Regions from separate parts of the Mus musculus genome. Here regions 2 and 3 are each linked to region 1. Evidence: chromatin loops called from intact Hi-C (ENCODE). Cell type or tissue: left cerebral cortex. All regions are shown on one strand.

Evidence for each region. Hi-C counts contacts between places; a loop is a spot of excess contacts. Peaks named below come from ENCODE experiments on the same cell type or tissue, not always from the same donor. Only the 100,000 strongest peaks of a DNase experiment are listed, where the experiment ranks them.
Region 2: it touches region 1 in a loop (4-fold over the local background); 2 of 42 quality-filtered maps call a loop at or near these places.
Region 3: it touches region 1 in a loop (3-fold over the local background); 3 of 42 quality-filtered maps call a loop at or near these places.

Annotation. Positions count from the first base shown.
Region 1 is chr13:74,858,511-74,866,510 of GRCm38, forward strand. It overlaps the pseudogene Hnrnpa1l2-ps. Among named protein-coding and RNA genes, the nearest start is that of Cast, 55 kb to the left of the region's middle. In left cerebral cortex, a CTCF peak has its summit at 3,286 (motif pointing right); DNase peaks (open chromatin) are centred at 3,270, 5,265 and 7,009.
Region 2 is chr13:75,109,264-75,117,263 of GRCm38, forward strand. Pcsk1 (proprotein convertase subtilisin/kexin type 1) reads left to right here. Exons shown (of 14, transcript NM_013628.3): 7 at 1,555-1,727; 8 at 3,279-3,491; 9 at 5,974-6,074. Among named protein-coding and RNA genes, the nearest start is that of Pcsk1, 23 kb to the left of the region's middle. In left cerebral cortex, a CTCF peak has its summit at 7,905 (motif pointing right); DNase peaks (open chromatin) are centred at 3,411, 3,746, 4,054, 4,817 and 2 more places; H3K27ac peaks cover 2,569 bases.
Region 3 is chr13:75,084,511-75,092,510 of GRCm38, forward strand. It overlaps Pcsk1 (proprotein convertase subtilisin/kexin type 1), which reads left to right and starts at 5,347. Exons shown (of 14, transcript NM_013628.3): 1 at 5,347-5,731. The coding sequence starts at 5,552. In left cerebral cortex, no CTCF peak of the experiment used is centred here; DNase peaks (open chromatin) are centred at 4,898, 5,314, 5,868, 6,109 and 3 more places; H3K4me3 peaks cover 3,068 bases; H3K27ac peaks cover 1,535 bases.

The DNA of each region.
Region 1 (8,000 bases):
TATCTCATTCTACATGTGATAAAATTAAATTTAAATAATGAAAACCAAGTTATTACAGTAGAGTGTGGCCATTATAAGTATTTAGCTTCAATCTGTCTTTTTCTTAATGCATAGCATTTTACAAGTGTTCAATAAATATTAATCAGGTCAGTAAGTGAATAAGTAGAGGAAAATGTTGAAAAGAAATGCATGGCATCTGAAGTAATGCTTAATATTGTGCTTTTAAATATTATTACTACTCACAATTTTATCCACTATTGAATCCATTTTCAGTAAGGATGAATATTACTTTTTACATTAAAAGCAATCAAATATAAAATCATCTCTAACACAGCTAAGAACCAATGAGACCAAACATACACACACACACACACACACACACACACACACACACACACACACACATGATCTACTGTAATATGTAAAAAAGAGGCATTTTTCAATAACAAAAACTTAGCATGCAGATATTATTCTTTGGAGAGTAGCAAAATTTTCCTAGCAACATAATTGGCAAGGAAGCCAAACTTAATGTTTGCTAACACCAATAGTTGGTGGAGAAAATTACATTTAACTGTTAACTATATAAGAAGTCCAAACCATAATGAGACTGATAGGAGACAGAAACAGTGTGAGACATGGAAGCACAAGAGTGGTGGTGATGTCAGCATTGCACCGAAGATCTTGCAAGTCTCCATTGAGAACATACTTCAAAAACATAAGAAATGAATTTATAATTTTGAGTCAACGTGGAATGATCAAAAGAGGAACCAAATATGGAGAAAGTGGATGGTTTATATACGCTACTAAACGGGTCATTAGCTATGATCCTTCTCTTTTGCTAAAACATCCTGGACAGGGGACAACTCCATTTTTGAAATCTATTCTCTCTTTCTCTCTATCTCTCGTGTTCAAAGTCTAATTCTTTATCTTCTTCTTCTGGGAATTCTGCCAGAGAAGGGAGAGGAGGCACAGTGGTAGCTACTGATAGTTGCTCCCCTATGCCCTGCTTTTTAAAATTCCTCAATTCCTCCTCAACTTGTCTGATTCATTCATTTATATAGTTGCCATTCCTACTTCTAGGAATTAAGGACAACATAAATGGACTTGAGCTCAGAATTTTTCTAGCATCTGTTTTTTTGTTGTTGTTGTTTTGTTTTTTACTCTTTTTATTTTATTTTAAGCCCTATTCCTCCCACCTGGAGCAGCTCTTGGCTGTGAACAGATTCTCTTAACCCGTATTCCTCATGTCTTGAGGGTTTCCTTGAGACTCCTTAAAAAAATTCATGTTTAGTTAATGCTTGTCCCATAGTCTAGCCACTCTTCCTACCTTTCTTGGATCTGTCTCACAGTGCGGGTGACACTGCAGCGATCTCTATGCGGATCTTCACTCACTTCCTGATGAAGCGGTGGTCCAGTGAGAAGAGTGGTCTCTCTCAGACCCCAGACCCAGAGGCCACACGTTGGGCGCCAGCTTGTCCCGACCTGCCGACCTGCAGGGATAATCAGCTGGGACATAGGGCAGGGAAGAAAAGGAGGGACAAGGAAGAATGAGAGCAAGTCAATTTCCTGATCAAGCTCTGAAAAACTTTATTCAGACGTGGTAAGATAAGCATAAGCAAGAGGAGGCTCCAAGGGAGGGGGAGAGAGCTGTGGGGGCTCTCTGAAGGTCAGGTGGCAATGTTCAGCTTCTGGAACCAATGGTCACAGTGTCCTCTTTACCCACAAACATACTTTCTGTTATGACCATGAATGCTTTCTCAGGACTGTTTACGTAAGCTAGAAATTTTCCCCAAGGCCATGGTTGAGGCCATGGCTCCTCGCAGAGAACATACTTCAAAACCATAAGAAATGAGTTTATAATGTTGAATCAACATGGAATGGTCAACAGAGGAACCAAGTCTGGAAAAGTGGGTGGTTTATATATGCTACTAAAGGGGTCATTAGCTATGATTCACTTTTTACCTAGACAGCCATTAGGTAGGAATCATTAGGTGTTCATCTTGGTGACTTTCATTTTTCTGTACTTTAATATTTAAGACTTCTTGAAAAGGATACATTATTTCTATAGTAGAAATAGTGTTAAATGTATTTTCTTTCTTTCCTTCTAAAGCAGCAACTAATCTGGCCATTTGGGATATACATGTTGTTTCTTAGGACAGGCCAGAGTGGCTGGTCTGAGAAAGAATCCAATGAATGTACCCAGAGTGTCTTCAGAGTGCTTTTCAATTGGGTGGAGAAGAAAGAAACCTTATTTCTTCCTTAGTTGGAGCAGAGTGTGTAAGTTAAGAACTGTGAGCAGCCATGGTTCTAGCCAAATGGAAGAAAAACTTAATTCAACACCCAAAAAGCAATAGAGAGGGAAGCCAGTGACAGAAGTCCAGGTCCTAGAATCTCTATATATTCTTAAGTCTTCTCTAGATACCTAATCCAGAAAGTGCTTTGTCCCTTGATTTGTTTTTTCTGGATAATTTATTTTAATTTGGATTTCTGCTTTTTATATCCTCAGGAATCCCAATAAATATGTGATATACTATTTATTGATTTTTAAAATGTAAATGCCTAAAGGGAAACGGCCTTTCCGTTTATGTTCTGAATCAAAATATTTAGGGACAATTGCTACGCCACTGTCATTCAAAGCACCTCAGATACATACCCCTCCTTTTCTGGTTCTTTTCCACAGGGAACTCAGGGTACTTGAATGCTGATCTCTCTATCTGGAGTGACTTTTCCAGCTATTCTATGTTTGCCATATTCTTGGTATTGAGTTTCACTGAAATTCCACTTTTTAAGAAAAGGCTTTTCTTGTGTACATTGAACAGAGTGGCCTTCTCCAATGAGTTTATTTTACCACTCCTATTTTTGTAATATTTATTTATCTGTTGTGTGTCTCCCTCTCTAGAGCATGAAGCCTTAGCATGCACTATAATTTGTAAAGTGTTGAGTAGAAAAGTCATTAAGAACATACTGATTGCTGATACATCAATATGGCATAAAGCATGCATTGCACTCCTATATTACTGTGTCCTATGTCCTGAGCCCCACCCCCTTGCTCTCCCTAAGTCTGAAACCAGAACATGTCTTTTAATGTTCTTCCATACTGGCCAGAGTAACACTACCTGATTGTAGCAGGTGAAACTCTGCTACTCAGAATGGTTGAGAATAATCATTATAGACAGATCCCTAATGCAGAGAAGAGTATAAAGCCATAACAATTGGAGTCCAACCCTCAAATCAGAGAAAGTGAAGACCTTGGCTTCATGGGTCATTAACTGCAATTTCTTTGTTAAAACACTAGATGGCAGCTGACTATGATGTTGGATAAAACAGTGATTTTCATTGTAGTATTTACCAAATGCTGCATAACTTCTCTGATGATATTAAATATGCATACATTTTGATCATTTGACACGATGACAAAATTAGGAAGATGGTGTTGGCCTTGGTCTGTGAAGAGTTAAATATATTCTGAAACTTTATTTGAAAATGTAGAAAAGAAATGTGCTACTATATAATGTAAGAAAGCTAATTTGTCAGCTTCAGGTCTTCAATGAGAGAGATAGGAGAGAGAAAGGGGGGAGAGAGAGAGAGAGAGAGAGAAATACTCAAAAATGAAACTGAAATGCAACCTCTGCATTAGCAGTTTTGTACCTTTTAGATTAATAATCTAACCTAATAAATAATCGATTTCCTCTCTATATTCTCAGCTTAAATAAACACTATGGAGATAAGAAAAAACTTCCAAATATAAATTGATCAGAAAATCTATTGTTTCCTTAGGAATCTTGTATATGTAGTGTTGGGAGTAAAAACCTTAACTTTCTCTTAGATCCTAGAGGAAACAATTAATTAAGTATACCAATTAGGTATTTCTTTTTACGTATTAGAAATGTGAAATACTCTTCACCTGTTAATTAAAGGAGATCACAAAATATGATAAACACAATCTATTCTAATAAAGTTTCCCTTGTATTTTATGGTCTTTGAAAAGTGGTAGTAAAACAAATAATGGAAGCCAGGGGGATGGCAGTAGAGGCCCCAAGGGAAGATGGAGGAAGAGAAAGGGGAGGAGAGATAGTACAAAAGGGTGGAAAGATACATCTGGGAGAAGTGCTAGAGAGAAAACTGGAAGGGAAGGGCAGAGAGAAGCAAACACTATATGAAAGGTAGAGGGGGAAATGGAAGGCAGTACAAAATAGAAGAAGAGCAGATGGAAGCACTCCATAGACGGAACTCTAAACACAGGAAACAGGTAAGCATACCTGTGGTATCTTCACTGGGGCCGTCTCTCTGGGACTGTTACGGCTTCAAGTTTCAGAATAAAGTCTCCTTTAGGTACCTGGATGTTAGTTAATGAGGGAGTTGCTTACTTTTTAAGCCTGAGAAGCCTTTCTTTAAATAAATATGCATAAACCTCTTTCAGGTTCAGGTTTACTTAGAGGATTAGAGGCATAGAAAGGATATGCAGAAAAGGAAGGAAAACAAGAATTATAGAGAGCCAAGACAGAAAGAAGAGACTTTTGGGCAAGAACCCAATTCAAGTACTTGGAAGTCTTGTCACGAGAGCAACAGAAGGTATTTGTTCTTTTTACTACTTTTCCTCCACTCCCATTCCTTCATTTGAAAATGGATCCTTCTGTTGTTTCTGCCCTTAGCACAGGATTTCTCTGTCTCTGAATTCATCATTCATATAATGTTTAAACTGGCAAATTAACCCAGAGACCTTCAAAGCTTAGGTACAAAAATCTATATAAACTTTCTGGGTGACAAAGAGATGAAGAACAGATCCTAGAGACAAATTAACAGGGGAAGAACATTTCCCCCCCACATGCTTGGATGAATGATAAATGATAGTATTGTCTTCTAGTCATGTCTGAGTGTGAGTATAAGGATAGCGGGGAGACAGTCTAAGGGTCAAGTTCTAGCTTTAATGGAAAGAAATGATGGGAAAAAGGTAGACATGACTCTTATGCTGCAGGAGAAGAGGAAATTGACAGTACAGATCTGTACACTTTCCTTTAGGGAAACTGTAAGATCTCATTAAGCACAGGAGCTAGAGCTTATTTATAGAATAGCATAGCAGTTTTGTTATATCCGAGCAGTACAACCAAAGCTTTCTCACTCTGAGTGCTATACAAATTCTTATAACAATACAGCTTCATCCTCTAGGACAAGAACCTCTCTGGCTTTTCTTTGCTCTCTGATCCCCCAATCCCGTTTATTTACTGATGTGTCTGAAATGACTCAGCAACAGTCAGTGCTGAGCCATCGAGCCACTTGATTTCTCTCTTTAGCAACCCAGAGGAATGATGTCTACTTGGCTGGATCACGGTGGGGTCTGATTAAAGCTGTCTATATGAATGCCCAAGCACAAATGAGACACTAAATAAGTATGTGGTACAAAATAAGGAGGAAAGAAGGCAGTGGCTTGTGTGCTACTTGATACAAGGAAAGATAAATCATTTAGTGGAAAGTTTATCTGGGGGTAGAATATGAGGAGGGTGAGTCAGAGCAAACTAATAAAGGAGTGTGATGTTGGAAGATCAGGATGTCTCTGCTGCTGACGTTATTTGAGAGATAGAAGACTAAGTCTCTAGTGGGTGGCAATTATGAAGCTCCTGGGGCACTTTCTATAGCTGAGATGCTAACATCTGTGCCCTGCCTGAGACCAATTCTTATTTGTGCAGCTGCTGTCAGTAGGTTCTTGGCTACATGTCTATTTGTTTCTTTAATACATTTTCCGGCTCTTTGACGCTGCGGAGGAAGCATCCCCGAAGGCTCTCATAAGCCTGCCGTCATGTCTAAGTCAGAGTCTCCCAAGGAGCCAGAACAGCTGCGGAAGCTTTTCATAGGAGGGTTGAGCTTCGCAACAGCCGATGAGAGTCAGAGGAGCCATTTTGAGCAATGGGGAGTACTAACCGACTGTGTGGGAATGAGAGATCCAAACACCAAGAGATCCAGAGGCTTTGGGTTTGTCACATACGCCACTGTGGAAGAAGTGGATGCTGCCATGAATGCAAGACCACACAAGGTAGATGGAAGAGTTGTGGAACCTAAGAGAGCTGTTTCAAGAGAAGATTCTCACAGACTAGGTGCCCACTTAACTGTGAAAAAGATCCTTGTTGGTGGTATTAAAGAAGACAGGACAGCCAAGGCTATACAAAGAAACCCTGTCTCGAACCCCTCCCCACCAAAAAAAAAAAAAAAAAAAAAAAAAAAAAAGAACACACCAAAGAACATCACCTACAAGATTATTTTGAGCAGTATGGTGGGAAGATTGAAGTGATAGAAATTATGACTGACAGAGGCAGTGGGAAAAAGAGGGGCTTTGCTTTTGTTACCTTTGATGACCATGACTCTGTGGATAAGATTGTTATTCAGAAATACCATACTGTGAATGGCCACAACTGTGAAGTAAGAAAAGCTCTGTCGAAGCAAGAGATGGCTAGTGCTTCATCGAGCCAGAGAGGTCGCAGTGGTTCTGGAAACTTGGGTGGTGGTTGTGGAGGTGGTTTTGGTGGCCATGACAATTTTGGTCGAGGAGGGAACTTCAGTGGTCGTGGTGGCTTTGGTGGCAGCCGTGGTGGTGGTGGATATGGTGGCAGTGGGGATGGCTATAATGGATTTGGCAATGATGGAAGCAATTTTGGAGGTGGTGGAAGCTACAATGATTTTGGCAATTACAACAATCAGTCTTCAAATTTTGGACCAAAGAAGGGAGGAAACTTTGGAGGCAGGAGCTCTGGCCCTTATGGTGGTGGAGGCCAGTACTTTGCTAAACCATGGAACCAAGGTGGCTATGGAGGTTCCAGCAGCAGCAGTAGCTATGGCAGTGCCAGGAGGTTCTAATTACATACAGCCAGGAAACAAAGCTTAGCAGGAGAGGAGAGCCAGAGAAGTTACAGGGAAGCTACAGGTTACAACAGATTTGTGAACTCAGCCAAGCACAGTGGTGGCAGGGTCTAGTTGCTACAAAGAAGACATGTTTTAGATAATACTCATGTGTGTGGGCAAAAACTCCAGGACTGTATTTGTGACTAATTGTATAACAGGTTATTTTAGTTTCTGTTCTGTGGAGAGTGTAAAGCGTTCCAACAAAAGGTTTTACTGTAGATCTTTTTCACTCATGCTGTGGATTGCTAAATGTAATAATCTGATCATGGCGCTGAATAAATGTGTCTTTAAAAAAATAAATTTTCCATTGTACTTTGCGTAATTAGTATTTTATACAAGTGAGTGAAAGAAAGACCACAGTATATAAACAAGTCTCCTTTTCCTTGTTAGAACAGATAGATAAGTTCCTGGGAAGACTGTGTCATTAAGGAAGTTTGCAGAACACACAAAAATTAAAAGATATTCTGAAAATATTTTCCATAATGTGTCTTGATATTTATCTTTACTCAATGATATATATTAGGTCATTAATCCTGAGTGTGAATATACAGGCTTGTATCATCCCTGTAACTATCTCATAATGAATTGTGTCCCTTCACCAAATTTGTGTGCAAAAGCCATATCCACTAACATAACTGTATTTGGGAACAATATTAAACACATAAGTAAGGTTAAATGTGGTGTTCAGGGCATTGTGCTAGTCTGATGTCTGTGCATATAAGAAGAATCAACAAGAGCAGTCTTTCTTGGAAGGAACAGAATATGGGTCAGAACACAATAAGAAGTCACTGTCTACAAGCCAGGAAGCTAGGACTCATCAGAAACCAACCCTGCCAACACCTTAATCTCAGACTTCTAGTTTCCAGATTGAGATAAAAGCCTGTTGGCAATTGAGAATTCACTCCATGGTAGAGTAGAGTTTGAGTCTTCATTCTCCAGGGATTCTCATTTTGAATACCCAGCTGTGATGCATGCTTGCTACATTTGATATGTATGTATGTATGTATGTATGTATGTATGTATGTATGTATGTATTCATTTATTTATGGTATTTGGTTTTTGTTTTTCTCTCTCTCTCTTTTTTGGCATAACCTTTGTGAACATTAAGG
Region 2 (8,000 bases), 250 kb after region 1:
GGGGAGGGGGAAGGGATAGGAGATTTTCAGAGGGGAAATCAGGAAAGGGGGTAACATTTGAAATGTAAATAAAGAAAATATATAATTAAAAAAATAAAAAGTTAAGTTCTCATGTTAATAATCCAAAAAAGGAGTTACAGCACCCATCAGAAATAGTAGTTATAAATAGATGAGTTTTTGTGTGCAATATGTATGGAATGGCTAGGTATAATAAGTGTGCTGTTATCATCACCTCCATTTTATAGTTGATGAAAATTAGGCTTGGAGGGGTGAAATAGTTTCTTCAGTGTCAATACAGTTATAAAAAAATGAGAGCTGAAATGTTTCTCTTTCAAATACACTTCAAAGGATTTTGTTATTGTTGTTTTTGTTATTTTCAAACAGGGTCTATAGTCCAGGCTGTCCTTGAACTCACTGTGTAGCCAATGATGGTCTTGGATTCTGGATTCCCTCACTTGCCTCATCATCCAGCTGCTGGGATTGTAGATACTACCTTGTTTAGCAAAGCAATTCTCAAAAAAAACCTACATGACTTTCTTTGCTCATGAAAATTATGTATTCATTCCCTCCCCGTTTCCTAGTAAATAATAGTGTGAAAACATAAAGCTGCACAGCCCACTGAATTATTAACCCAAAGCCGGGAGTAACCAGGTATCTGTCTGTCTTGCTCAAATTGCTTTTTCCCTCTTGGCTCTTAGATTCATGAGTCTGGTGATGGGTGACAGAGTGTTGAAAGGCACAGAGAGCTCTCTCCTGTTTGAAAAACTAGCTCCTTCAGCAGGGAAATCTGTCACAGTAATTTCATCCTTGAGATTATTTAGAAGAAAAGAAAGAATGTTCCTTGAAAATATTTCTCAGCAAGCATATAAAAGAATAGCCTGTGGGTTACGTTTTATCCAAGCTTAGAAACACCAGCTCCTTCTCTCCATTGGTTTCCTATTGTAGATGGATCTTTTCCTGATCAGGGATAGTTTCTCATCAGGGTTCTTCTATGAGAGGTTGAACCACAGCCATCATGGCACAGTCAGGAGCGGGTGTGGTGACAGGAGGACTCTTGGGTTTTATTTTTCATTCTAAAAGCTCTCTGTCATCTGTCACTTTGTTAGGATGCTAGAGGGAAAGGAGACACTTTTAATGTTACAGAACTACTGTAGCCTTATAATGTTATAGTATATATTATAATGTTACAGAAATTCTGGTATTTCCTCTGGTAGTATGATGTCACTTACTTTGGATTTCAATATTACTGGCAACAGCTTTTAAACATCAACAGCAGCAACAAATCGCGGCTGCTTTATAGTACATAATACTAAGGCAAGAAAATTCACAGAAACAGGATTTCGTCCCCTGGGTGCTATTAGGAACCACCTCACAACAAGTGTTGAACAACCAGTGACTACTTTGGGTATTTTTGTTGTGGTGGTGGTTTCGTTTTGTTTTGTTGTTTCAGAAAGTCCCTTAAGACCGTGATTGTTACGAGTGTTTTATTTTTCTCTGTGGACACAGTGACATTCCTGTTATATTTCTCTTGTGTTGCTTCTTTGCTTTGCTTAGGCATAAGAATGCTGGATGGCATTGTAACTGATGCCATTGAGGCTAGTTCAATTGGATTCAACCCTGGCCATGTGGATATTTACAGTGCAAGCTGGGGCCCTAATGATGATGGAAAAACTGTGGAGGGGCCTGGCAGACTAGCCCAGAAGGCATTTGAATATGGTGTCAAACAGGTGAGATGCTAACACAGACTCACATGAAACAATGAGGCGGGGAGAACACTTATGTTATAGGGAAAGATATGATAAACTTTGAAGAAAAGCCTTTCACAACTTTAAATGCACTTAAACAACTAAATCATTCTTCAGAGAAATGGATGTTCAAAATTAAGAACACTTCCACATGTGGGTCTAACATGGTGCAAAGATTCATTACTTTTAGAATATTTATATTTAATGTATTTCTTGAGGCTATGGAGTCAAAATGTCCTGGTTGATTATCATGAAAATTTGAGTTTGGGCCTCAGCATCTTAGTATAAAACCAGGAAGGATGGTGCTTACATTCCCAGACCGAGGCAGGGAAACAGGCAAAGATTCCTGATGTTCTCTGGCTAGTCATGCATTGATGAGAGACTGTCTCAAATAAACAAGATGGATTTAAAACAAAACAAAACAAAAAAAACCAAAAAAACTAAGTGGGGGATGGAGAGATGGCTCAGTGATTAAGAGCAATGACTGCTCTTCCAAAGGTCCTGAGTTCAAATCCCAGCAACCACAGACACCCAGACACCCTTTTCTGGAGTGTCTGAAGGCAGCTACAGTGAACTTACATAAAATAAATAAACAAACAAACAAACAAACAAATAAATCTTTAAAAAAAACCCTAAGTGGATAGTGCCTCAAGAATGACAGTTAATGCTGACCTCAAGACTCCACACATACAGCACACATACACATGTATCTGAACATACACACACACACACACGTACACACACATGAACACATGGAAACATGCAGATGAACCTGCACACACACACACACACACACACACACAAATGCTTTTGGACATATGTCTCATTTTTCTTCAAAGTCTTTTACTAGGTAACTTAGCCTTCTTCCAATTGCTGTGAGAGTTCATTCTTGAATGTAGCAACATCCTGCCCTCTACATTACATGAGTACCTGGAATCCTTTCATCCCTCATATGTTGCTCTTTCTCGTGAGCTAACTACATTGTTGGACAGATTTTAAGACCTTGAACTATGCAGGATGAGACAAAAGTAGAAGCTTTGGAGAGCACCAATTGAAATATCACAGAAAGAGTGGCCTTGACGAGTTCCATTCAAACCAAGAGTCTTTTTAATGCAGCTGCAAGGCAGATCTGAATAATGCCTGATTTTGTCATTCTATCAGTCAGCCAGATGATTCAAGCAGAAACAGAGGAAGTTCAAAGATTCAAGTCTAGTGACATAATGAAGAGAAGAGTGAAAAATTTATAATTCATATGTTAAAGGCTGCATTATAGAATCTAGGATAAAGAAGAAAGGAAAAGCCTAGATCCACCCCACTGCAGAGAAGGCCCTGAAAACAGAAGGCAGGCAGGGATACTCTGCTTCTGGTCTGAGAAACACAATATGACAACCCTTGAAACCTTGAAATTAAAGACAGATTACAAAGGATTGTCTTTGAGAATACTGTGCATCTATCTTCTGATCGTTTTGAAGAGCTTGCTGGTAACCACAATTGATGATAATAGATTGTTATACATTCTCTCTTTTCTTTCAGGGGAGACAAGGGAAAGGCTCCATCTTTGTCTGGGCTTCAGGGAATGGGGGTCGTCAGGGAGATAACTGTGACTGTGATGGCTACACAGACAGCATTTACACCATCTCTATCAGCAGTGCCTCCCAGCAAGGCCTGTCACCTTGGTATGCAGAGAAGTGTTCTTCCACATTGGCTACCTCCTACAGCAGTGGTGATTACACAGACCAGCGAATAGTAGGTTGCCTTGTTTCTGTGTCTCTCTTGAAGTAGAGAAGAATAAGACATACTTTCAGAATGACCCTCTTCCCTGACCTTTGTGGGAAATGATTTCTTTCCGCTTGACGTATCAATTGGGGGGACCACTGCTTACTCTCTTGAAAGACTAGCATATATTGGAAAGTTTCTCTCAGGAATAATGGCACTTCTGCCAAGATGATCTTCCCTGTCATTGTTTAACTCAGGTCTGAGAAGCCACGAAACCTGTCATTACATGCAGCAAACACTCCAAATGCCTTCTGCTTGTCTGATGCCTCCCTGGAAACAGCCTGAAAGAAGATTTCAGGGTCATAGGGCTTAATCACCCTATGCTTACTGATACTCTAATAATAGGGATATAGTCTGACTCAACCACTAGCAAATGATAAAAGTATAGACTCTATACCAGTAATATCTCCTAAGAACAGATAACCTACATGAAAAAAAACAGTCTCAATTTTGCCTGGGATGAACTCCTCAGCCTCTGGGGAGCCTCTGAGGAAAGCAGCTCAAGGAGTTATATGCTTAGATCTCCTCCAGCCCACGCCTGCCTGTGCCTTCACTTCCATGAGTCATGAACAATTATTGAATTTCCCTTCAAGGGCATAATGAAGAACTGTTTGGAGGCTTTGAGAACAGAGATGGGTACTTTCAAACGTCTAAAGCCTCAAATTTAACCAGGTTGATTCTATGTAGATCCTAATCTCAATAAAATAGCAGGCTGTGAACCAGTTAATAACTACAAAGCTTTGGGGGGTTGCCAGTAACCCCAATAGCTTATGATAGGATGTTATACATTTTGTTCTTTGTGGGAGAAAAAGGGCTTCATCATTGTCTGGTCTTCAGTGGATGGGGGCTCTGGAATATATGCATCATTCTCACTAACAACCCTAAAAAAGCCTAAGCAGTACCAATATGTGGTTTGCACAATATCAGTGTTTATAGCTCTTTCTGTACCTAGGCAGAAGAGCCGTGTTGTCTCCACTGGAAGGTGCTGGCCTTCCTCTCATGCCATATGTTCAGTTACTTGAATAATAAACAGACTGTGACATTCTAGTCAAGGGTTCTTTGTAGTAGACACACTTTATAGCTTTAGAAAGGGACATAGCAGACATGTCTACTTGGGTGTCAGAGCCCCTGGCTGTTTCTATTTCTGTGGCATCCAGAGCTGACTTCAGAAAATGGCCTGGTAAGCACTTCAATGTTTCTACTGCATAGACTCCCCCTCATCTGGAAGCCCTTGCACTAAAGCAGAGAAGAGATTTTTCACCTTTGTAGAGATTCATCCTTAGGTAAAGCTGCTCTGGCAGAGACAGCTGGTGGATTCTATTTGAGACAGTTGCAATAACAAGCTTTTCTTACGTAAACCTTTTCCGGTATAGTCATCTCTAGGGACTTATTTTCATCAACAGGTATAAAGGGCAGCTTGACTTGCACAACACTCTGAGAAGCAGAGCCACCATAACTTGAGAAATCCTAGGACACTAAGTGGGAAACCAAAGGAAGTGATAATAGAACACATTATTTTTTTACACCTCCCTCCTACACATTGAAATCTCTAGCTAAAACTGAAGCACTGAAGCTTGGGTGTTGTCTGGTTAGGAATTTTTGGCCCTGCTGTTTATTCAGCCAGCAGACTAACTGGAAGTCTTTGTGGTATTTCTGCATATCTGCATATGGTATATCTCCATAGCCTCTTTATTACTCTAAAGCTAGCCTACACAGTTCCTTGCATGCACTAATAATATTAACAGATACTTTCACAAGGCAGGATCTCATTTATGTCTAGAATGAATCAGGAAATATAAATTCCATGCTGCTAATGTGAAGAGCATATAACATGACTGTGGGTCACATCTAATACACAGCAGTTTTGTAATCTGAACCCAGAACTAAGTGTGGGTTAATTTTTTTAACGTGACCAATCGTATTTAAAGGTAGAAGACACAAACTTGTAGCTTTCCAACCAAGTCAACAGTTAACGCAAAATCTATTCTAAGTAAGTTTTGTTCAAATGTCTCTGATCAAGATGTCATTATATTCCTCTATTACAGAGGCAGACAGATGTCAATCTCAAGGCCAAAGGGAATGCTGTTTGAGTTAAAATTTCTAAATATGCTCAACCATGTTCAATGGACCTGATGATTAATGGACTGGCATGATTCACAGTGACTTAGAAACAGTTCCTTTTTTTATAGACACATTTTGTTTGGGAATCTCAGAAGAGAAAATATTCATAGTGGGAGTACTTCATCCCCAGGAAAGGCAGCTTGATGCCAGAATTATAGACAAGTTGCACATAGAGGAGAGCAAAGTAAAATATCAGCAGATGCCAAATCTTGCTTGAAAAAAGAAAGTAGAAAATCAAATCTTGTGCTTCTTGGTCATAGGAGATGCAGACTTCAGTCTGGCTACCCCTACCATGCTCTTCATGTCTCTACCTTTCTCTCCTTCGTTCCAGACAAGCGCTGACCTGCACAATGACTGCACAGAGACCCACACAGGCACCTCGGCTTCAGCACCCCTGGCTGCTGGTATCTTTGCTCTGGCCTTGGAGGCAAAGTAAGGGCCAAAAATCTGGTCAGCTTGACAAAGACAGCTTTTCATGTTGTTGTCTGAATATGTGATTATAGGAGAAATTTTGAACAACTTCAAAAACGACAAAATCCAGATAATCCTGCCACTTTGAAATTATTATTATTGATGCCTCAATGTAGATTTAAGAAACATACATCTCATTGCATATTATTTTCTAATATTTTCTAATATATTAGAAATACTGTCTCACATCTCAGTCAATACTCCTTGGCTTTCTAAATTCATGTTCCTCCCTAGTATCTTCCTGGGTAACAAACTGGCCCAATCAGCCAGAATTCTGTCTAAATAATTTCCTCAGAGTGATGATGAGAACAAATGTGCTTTCTGCAGAAAATAAAAACTTCATTCTGGAGCTAATATAACTAGATAAGATATGATAATCGAAAATAGGATTTTTATGTTTTCACAATATTTCAAATCATAAACACAAATTTTAGAAAAGTCATGTCATGTCATTATAAATATTGACATCTCTTATGTGTTCCTCAGTATGAACACCCAGAATTGAGAGTCTTGAGACAAATAGGAGATGCATTTTAATGATTTTGATGCATATTGACAAGTTGTTTTCTTGAAAGCCACATCATGTTGTATTCTCCCCAGGAGGATATGGGTGAAAGCTCAAGTTTCTAAAATAAGTACTGACATTCTTTTCCTTTATAGTGCTTGCTGTGTGAAGGAAATGGCATCTTGTTAACACTGGGTCTCATTACTGATGAGGCTCAGAATTTATGTCCTTTAGCAAGTTGCCCTGTGATACAGCCTCTTTATGGCCCTGGTTTTGTTTTATAAGCTTGGCTTCAAAGATCCATTAATGCTCTATCAGTTTGACATTTACCTTCAGTTTTGCTCACAGGTAACTTTAGTGTAAGAAAGCTAATAAGTATACAGCCATGTTTGCCCCTCTGTTTCTCTAGAGCTTCTTTCTTTAAAAGTCTCCCAAATCAAAATTAGATTAAAATTTGTGGGTTCTTTTTTTGTTTTCTGTTTTTGTTTTGTTTGCTTGTTTGTGTTTTCTGTAGCTCCTTTACTATGCTTAAATTCTAAATACCTCTGGCCTTTATTTTAGTATATGATGTTTAAAAATGGATTTAGCAACATTTTTACTTCACAATAGTTGTTCAACATTCTAACACTTAACACAGAAGGGGAAAAAAAAAACCCCACCATGTACTTCACACCTACTTCCACAGTTCACTTTTCTTTATTCCTGTCTTTTGATGTTTGGTGACAAAAAACTAACCTAGCTAAAAGAGAACACAAGGGCCTCCCACATATATGGTAGACTATGCTCACTGGAACAGAACAGAGCAGAACAGAGCAGAGCAGAACAGAACAGAACAGAACAGAACAGAACAGAACAGAACAGAACAGAACAGAACAGAACAGAACAGAACAGAACATGTTGTCCTTTGTGCCACATGGAAAAGTCCTGAGAGGCTGAACCTTTGTCTGGTGAAGCTCTAAAAGTCCCAGGGTACCCTGATGAGATGGAGGTGGAATTTCTGATCATCAGTACTGAGAGCCAGCATAACCCCTGCCTAGGGTCTCACCCAGTGTCTGCCTACTGAGAAGAACTAGAAGGATGTTTAAGATGTTTGAATAAGTTGGGCTTTTTTTTTTCTCAATATCTGTCAGATGCATAGCAAACCAGGCCAAGGTCATTTTGGTTTAGTGACCAAATACATCAAAGGTATCACTAAGATGAGTACTTATAATGCTATTGTCCAAACACTGAAATTTATTTTTATTTATATGTATTCATGTGTAGACTACATGCCTGCAGTGGCTCTGAGGGCCAGAAGAGGGCATCAAACTCCCTGGAGCTGGAGTTATAGGCAATTACAAGCTGCCTGACGGGGTGCTGGCAATAAAATGCACATATTCTTC
Region 3 (8,000 bases), 230 kb after region 1:
GGGAGAGAGAGAGAGAGAGAGAGAGAGAGAGAGAGAGAGAGAGAGAGAGAGAGAGAGAGAGAGAGAGAGAGAGAGAAAGTACAGAATACCCAAGATACAGTCCACAGAACTCCAAAAGTTCAACTAGCTGAAGGGACTGAGGACTCCTCAGCCCTCCTCACTGGAGGGAGAAGAAAGCAACCAATCACAAGTAGGGAGGGAGGAGGGAGGGAGGGACCTGGGAGAGAAAGTGGATAGACAGGAGGTTGAGGGGTTGTGGGGAGAGGGGAACCTGATCTGGTATTGGGTGAAAGAAAAGTACTGAAGCCCTGAGTGCCAGCAGAAAGAATGTAAACAGGCAACTTGAGGAGGTAGAAGGTTGGAATTCAGAATGTACCAGAGACCTGGAAGGCGAGAGACTCTCAAGAGTCAAAGGGAGGAACCTTAGCTGTAATGCCTAACATTGGGGAGAGGGAACTTATAGAGCCCTCCTCCAGTAGGAGGGGAGGGAGGTGGTTACCATCCCACAGTCAAAAGTCTCTCCCATATTTGTTCCTGTCTGAAAGAACTGCAGGGATGGAAAGGTCCAGTGACAAGCCTAAAATAGGATCCAGCTCAAGAGGAGGTCCCAAGGCCTGACATTATTACTGAGGCTGTGGAGCACTCACAAAAAGGTATCTATCATGGACACACCCCAGAAAACCCAAAAAGCAGCTGAAATAGTTAGATGCAGATATTTGCACCCAACCAGTGGACATAAGCTGCTGACCCTTGTGGTTGAATTAGGGAAAGGCTGAAAGAAGCTGAGGAGGAGGGTGATCCTGTAGGAGGACCAGCAGTCTCAATTAACCTGGACGGGAGATCTCTCAAACACTGGATCACTAACCAGGCAGTATATACCAGCTGATATGACACCCCCAACACATATGCAGCAGAGGACTGCCATGTCTGGGTTCAGTCAGAGAAGATGCACCAAACCCTCAAGAGACTAGGGGCCCCAGGGAGTTCAGAAGTCTGGTTGAGTGGAGGATGCTGGTGAGGACATCTCCATGGAGACAGAGCATGGGGAGGAGGAATGGAATGTGAAACAGTAGGAGGGTGAACAGGGGCTGGGAAGGAATAAAATCTGGAGTATAAATAAATAAATAAATGACTATTTAAAAAAAAGAAGTCTGAATTTGCTAGTATGTTCTTAAAAGGCAAAATTAAAACATGTGTCTCCACAAAAAATAAAAAGAAAAGAAGAAAGGAAGAAAGAAAGAAAGAAAGAAAGAAAGAAAGAAAGAAAGAAAGAGAAAGAAAGAAAAAGAAAGAAAGAAAGAAAGAAAGAGAAAGAGAAAGAGAGAGAAAGAGAGAGAGAGAGAGAAAGAGAAAGAGAAAGAGAAAGAGAAAGAGAAAGAGAAAGAGAAAGAGAAAGAGAAAGAGAAAGAGAAAGAGAAAGAGAAAAGCTTTGTAACTATTTGCAGCAATTCAAACCAAAGTAGGGCTACTTTGGGAGACCCCTGATTACTTAACACGTTAGGAAATCACACAAGAGTGTCATTTGGACAAAGGTTTGTTAACTATTATCAGTGCTTTTCAAAGTCTAATTATGTTAGCACCAACAAGAGCTGGATAAAAATACAGTAGTTTCTGGGCTTCTGGTAAAGGCCTGGATTAGTCTGGTACAGGTCTAATTAGCTCCCAAGAGATCCTTGTAATGCTGATATGTAGACCACACTTTGGGAAGCAAAGAACTTGCTAACTGACCTTCTTCAGTGTTCCAGCCAACAGTTCTTGGGAGGAAGAGAGGATGCAGAAAGTTAAGAGTTTTCCTTGCACACACTGTTACTTGAGAGCAAAGGTGTTAGAAGCATTTCCTGGACGCAAGTGATCTGATACAAGTCCATTCAGTAAATGCACATCTTTGAAGAATCTTTTCTAAAGAGAGAAAAGTTCTTACTAAATGTTTGTATATAAAATAAATGGAATGATCCATTTTCATCAGAAAAGACCAGTTATTTTCAACAATTGAACTTAGTAGTGCTTACTAGTTCCATTTTAATAATTCTATATTAAATTCAAGAGTATAAGTATTGGTCTAATTTATTCAACAAAAGTCCTTCAGAATTATTCATCTACCCTCAAACCTTTTTTGTGCACAAGCTTTGCTTTGTTATGCTACCATTTATACAGAATAGTTCTTTCCAACTGGCTGAATCATCAGTGTCCCTCTACCCTGGGGAATGCCAGGAAAGCACCGTCTGTGACTAAACCAAGCAGAAAAGAATTCTACAATACCAAAATTTATTTTAGAGACCTACTCCAAGCATGCCCCTCACTGACATGTAGTAACCATCCTACCAGGCGCAGTATCACTTGGTGTCTCCAAAATCACTCTCCTCATATGTTAAATACTTCTAACACTTCTATTTGTGAAGAAGCTGGTAATCTCACTATTTTTCAATTTATACATTCAATATTATTTTATTCTACTTTGTATAGAAAATCAGGTAGCTCCTGAATCTATAAATTTCCTCACATGGAATTACGATAGTTAATATGACAAGAAAACATGATATTTTTTTAAATCAAATAACTAAAGGCTACAAGTTTTGGTTGGTTTTAGTCATTTCACACTCTACCTTATAAACATATTTCATTTTTGGCAACATCAAAAGTATGAAAATTTTGTTATTAAAGCATGCCATAATAAAAACACAGTTCTGTATAGTGTCTGAATTATTCTCTTTTCTATACAAATAAGTTCAAGATGCTATTAAAGTATTTTATGGAAAAATGGTATTTCACTTCAAATATAAAACTCAAGATAAGTTGTCTTGATGGGATTATACTTATTTATTGATTTTAAGTTATCTATATTCAATTTTCATATTATTAAAATATTGGATTTCACATTCTTATTATAATGGTATCCTATAAGGAAATTATCTTCCATAAATTCTATACACCAAGTATTCAGATTTACTCCAGTCTGTCCCAATGTGCCACATAGATATTATTTTCTAGGTTGAGAAACCCACTAATGAAATGTTGCTTCTACTACATATCCTATTCCAAAACACCTTCTGCTTTAATTACAGAATCAACATGTAGTAGTTTTTACCCATAGAAAACATTTAAATTGACACAATATTGGGAAATATTAAACTAAGTTATTTCATTGACATCTATTTTTATTTATAAATAACATTGTGTTTTGCTACCCAGGCTGTACTGAAGCCATCCTCCTCCCTCAACATTCTTAATTATTTCCGAACACCTTGGAAGAGTATTATTCCAAGTCTGGAAATGTTCTTTTTGGTTGTTCAATTTGTAGTAAACAAATTGCATATTATTTCAGGCTGCATATTTAATTTTATAGAAGCATACGTTTTTATAAATTTGCTTTCTAAGGTCAAACAGATGTCATGACCATAGGAACTTATTCTTTCTTTAACACTAACCTTGCACTTATTTCTTTTCCAAACATCCGATAAGTCATTAACTGAATCACTGGGCGTTGGGAGCAGTCATGGTGAGCATTCCATAATAGAAACATGGTTCTGTTCAATATCTGAATTATTCCCTTCTCTATAAAAACTAGTAAGATCACAATGCTACTGAAAAAAATTTAAGTGCTAGAGTGTAGATCCCAGCATCCTGAAAAACAACAAACAAACAAACAAACAAAAAACTAGGTCCGGTTTAATCTCAGGGCTATGAAGGACAGAAACAGGGGATCACTGAGGCTTGCTGAATGACAGCCTAGCCCAGGTTCAGTGAGAGACCTTGTCTCAAGGGAAATAAGGCAAAAAGTGATAGAGTAGGACACCCAACATTGTGTTCTGGCTACATACAGTATACACAAACACACGTGTCCGCGCCCCCCCCCCCCCCACATACCCTACTGAACCCTTCATCAAGTCTTGCCTCGTTTTCATATAGTGGAGACCATCTCTTGCTTCTTTTCTCTGTTTGTTGTAGTCCCCTTTCCCTGTAGTCTTCCTTTTCTTGCTTTATGCCATGCACCCTCCCCCATCCTCCACTCCCACTCCCTTTAGGAGGTTAAATAATCTTTTTCAGAAAAAAAAAATACACCTCTCAATTTCTTTTCCTTGCCAAGTAGGCCCGGTGAACAAGATGCACATAGTAACCATCATGACCCTCATCAGACTTCCACTAAGGCTTCCTAGTTTGCTGTTCAAAGGAGGGAAAGACCCAGGTCAAACAGAAAGCTGCTGAGAGCTGGCCAGGGCAGCAGCGCCCTTTCTGCTCAGAAGGCTTTCATAGAGGCACTGAGATTATCGCTGTCCACACATCGGTGCTGAATATTAAAGGCTGGGGTTTGCTCTCCTCTGTTCAATCCCTCCAGTTAGAGTCCATCAAGGCAGTATGATTGCTGTTTCGAAGGTGGGCATAGGGACGTTCTCTTATTCTCCCTCTAAGGGCAATCTGTATTCCACAAAGATTCTTGCTGTATTTTATGTGAAAGTACCAGCACAGCTTCAAGTCAGTGCCAAAGTTAAAATCTCCAGTGAGGGAAAAATAGAAAGTTCTGGGTTAATGAAACTTGCCACCTCCCTCACTGAGTCGATATGAAAGTCTTTGGGGCTCTGAACCTCCTCGTTGAAAATTTAAAACATGTTTCTATGTTAAAAACTCATGTTGCTAATCAATCAGTCTTCCTTTTCTCCTTTTTAATGTAAACACTGTAATGATGGTGGCCCTGGGCTCCAAATGATCTGGGGTCGAATTTTAGAAACTGCTTTAGTAGGGGTCAGAAGCAAGAGAGGAGGAATTACGAGTGATTTAAAACGCACTATAAAAATGTTGTTTCAACACTGTGTAGAGGAAGTGCTTATTTCCTTACAGGATTTGAAACAATGCATCAGGTAGCTTCGCTCCTCTGCTCCCAGCCTCTGAAAGATCAAAACACGAGTCCTAGATTGTGTCTGTTTTATAACAAATGCTGATACTCAAGAACCATTATAAGAATTCTATCATCACCAGGCACATTCATAGGAGATATAAGGTAAGATAGAGAAAATAGATGGAAGGCGGGGGTGGGAGGTAGGGAGTGAGGGGTAATTGTTGTGCTTCCTGCCTTGGGATCTTGGTAGTTATATTCAAATGAGGCGGTTCTCTTTGAAGAATGGAGATGTTTCTCACAGCTACAGTATTTATGAACAGGCAGCAGAACTGACCGATCCCACCAGTTTCTTTTCCTTTTCTTAATCCTTCCCTGCCTATTTTAGTCACTTCTCCACCCCGCCGGGAATACCATCCAGTTCTCAGTCCAGGTAGATCTGACGTCAAGAGATGGCTTTCGTCGATTTGACGTGTAAACACTCATTTCTATTCTGGTTGGTAAGGCTGGGGCTCCACTCAGTCGGGAGACTGAAGCACTTTAGTGAGCGCTCGCTCTCGCCGCCCAGCCTCTCCCAGTGAGCCTCTAGCTCTAGTAGAGCAACCCAGAGCCAGGAGAGGTTTTAAGCTGCTGGGTGGAAAGGTCGAGTCTAGCTGGTGTGTCTCTGATCTTGCTTCTTTTCTCCCAGCCCTTCCTACTTGTGTGAGAACAAGGTTTTGAGCCATGGAGCAAAGAGGTTGGACTCTGCAGTGTACTGCTTTCGCCTTCTTTTGCGTTTGGTGTGCACTAAACAGTGTAAAAGCAAAGAGGCAGTTTGTTAATGAATGGGCGGCGGAGATCCCCGGAGGGCAAGAAGCTGCCTCTGCCATCGCCGAAGAACTGGGGTATGACCTTTTGGGTCAGGTAAGAGTTTCCACTTTCGAAAAACTTTCTGGGGCTTAAGGACTCTGGTAGGGCTAAAGTGAAGTGGGAGCCGCTTGCGCTACCCGGCGCCCAGTGTCGCAAGCAGCTCGGAGAATCCTCCCCCTGCTCGCGCTTTTAGAGGAGAAATGCTTGCATTATTTACTGTTTGGGCTGGGCGCCGCTAAACAAGAGGAAGCTGCTCAGCCGACACTGTTCTCTCTGTTGTTGGCTCTAGACTTGAAATCCTCTTCCTCGAGGTTTGGAAAATGAAATAAAAAGCCTTTTACGTTTGTTCGGGGAACTTGAAGGTGCACAGGGGCTCTCGTCTATCTTGGGAAAGGAAGTGAGCTCGGTCCCCTGGGACACAGGAGGCTTGCGGCCAGAGCTGACGCTTTCCTTCTTTTTCAATATGGCAGCACCAGCTCCCAGTACTGAAAACAGGGGACAGGCAGGCTTGAAGATTCCTGAGTGTAAGGGCGCGCCCAGCTGCTGGTACTAGTGACTCCCCAGTCAGGTGATGGTGGTGGTAGTTCAGAATCTGTAGGGGAAACTGGAAGGGGATTAGGTAGGGGAAAAAGTCCGAGCATCGCCAGTGGGGGAGTTCAGGATTTTCCCTGATAACTTGTGAAGTCTGAGCTTCCTAACTTTGCATGGCCAGTGTCTTAGCATGGTCTGGTTGCAGAAATGACTGTGGGGAAAGGATCTCTTTCTGTCTTGTACCTCGGCCGTGTGCACAAACATTTCCTGGGGTTTTCGGGTTATGAGATAAACTGATATTTGTCCAAGTGTATGCTGAATTAACAGACAGGTGGGGAGGGGTGCGCAGAAGCATTAAGTTGGAGTCTGCTTGGCAGAGCAGTCCCAAAAGAGAATCACAGAGGGTGTGATTTCTAATCTGAGCATTTCTTTCCCTTGAAATGGAGTCAAACCCCTCACCATTGCCAGGGAAATTGTCCACAGTTAAGGGGGGAGAGGAGGGAGTAACGAGTTGTAAAACATTTTGGCGCGTTTTCTATTCTGGAGGTGGTGATTGAGACTCTGAAGTCACAGATGAGTAATCGGCGTAGGCAGTGTCTATTTCATACATCAAATCCACTAGGAAATATTCCTTCTCTAGCCAGAGGCTTCATTCTCTAACTTTGTGAGCTAAATGGTCCTGAAAGACCCAGCATGAAACTCAATAAAATTCCCAGAGCCTTTCTGAACAGTTCCAGGCTGTGCCTTAGGGACTGAAGACTAAAAGGAGGATAAGACATGCTAAGGACAATGGACCTGAATGCAATTTGTGTGAGAGATGTTGTAGTTGGTGGTTTAATTCAGCATGTTTTTTGATAGAAGGGGGAAAGGTAGAAGGGAATTTGGGGGGGGGGCATGAAAAAAAGCTACGGAAAATATCTACTACACAGGAGTTGAGTAAAGTCTGAGGCTGCCAGAAGAACATGGTGAGTAAGATTGGAGAAGTCACTCCAGGCATAGAAAATAGTTTACAGGGGAAACAGACACAAAGCTGCTTCGTATTGTTTGGTTATTGTGTATAATTCTTGAACATTTGGGAACCAAAGAGAGAGAGTAGCTGATGGAATTTTCCAGGTGGGTAATACAAGCATCATGGAAATTTGTATGTCCTAGGTGGGAGAGGTGGTATTTAGTCAGCAGCTTGATATTTGTGATGGGAAAAGAAAGAGAACATAAGACTCTCCTCCCCCACACGCCACACATCAATGTCATACACACATCTACACCTAGACCACTATGTATAAAAAGTATTTTTCAAAATAAACTAGCTTCCCTCTAGTCATTTTTTTGCTAAAGTGTCAAATTCAATAACAAAAGTTTCAAAAAAATAATTTGCAAAAGACTAGCGGTGCTTTCTTGGCTCTGCTTACTTCCCATTTTGTCCAGCATCTCTAAAACCCTACTAAGACAAGCATCCTAACATTGCAGCCTCATGTCAAAGATAGGACAAGGGTAGAGACAAGAAGCACAGCTAACTGATGGTAGAAACAGAGCTCTGCAACCCTAACCTTGTCTCATGGCTTTCAACACCTCCTCCCAGCCCATCTAAGGCTCTCAGAAGATTCTCTGCCCAAAGGTTTGCTTTGGAAACAAGCCTCAGAATTTCTACTGAAAGTGGTTTTCTCAGTGATGAGAACTTACAACTTAAAGAACATATTTTTTTTTTTTAAAAAACAATACAATCGTCTATCTTTTAATTAAAAAAATAGGCATTAATGATTTAGTCAATTCATGTTTTGTACTCTTTTATGTA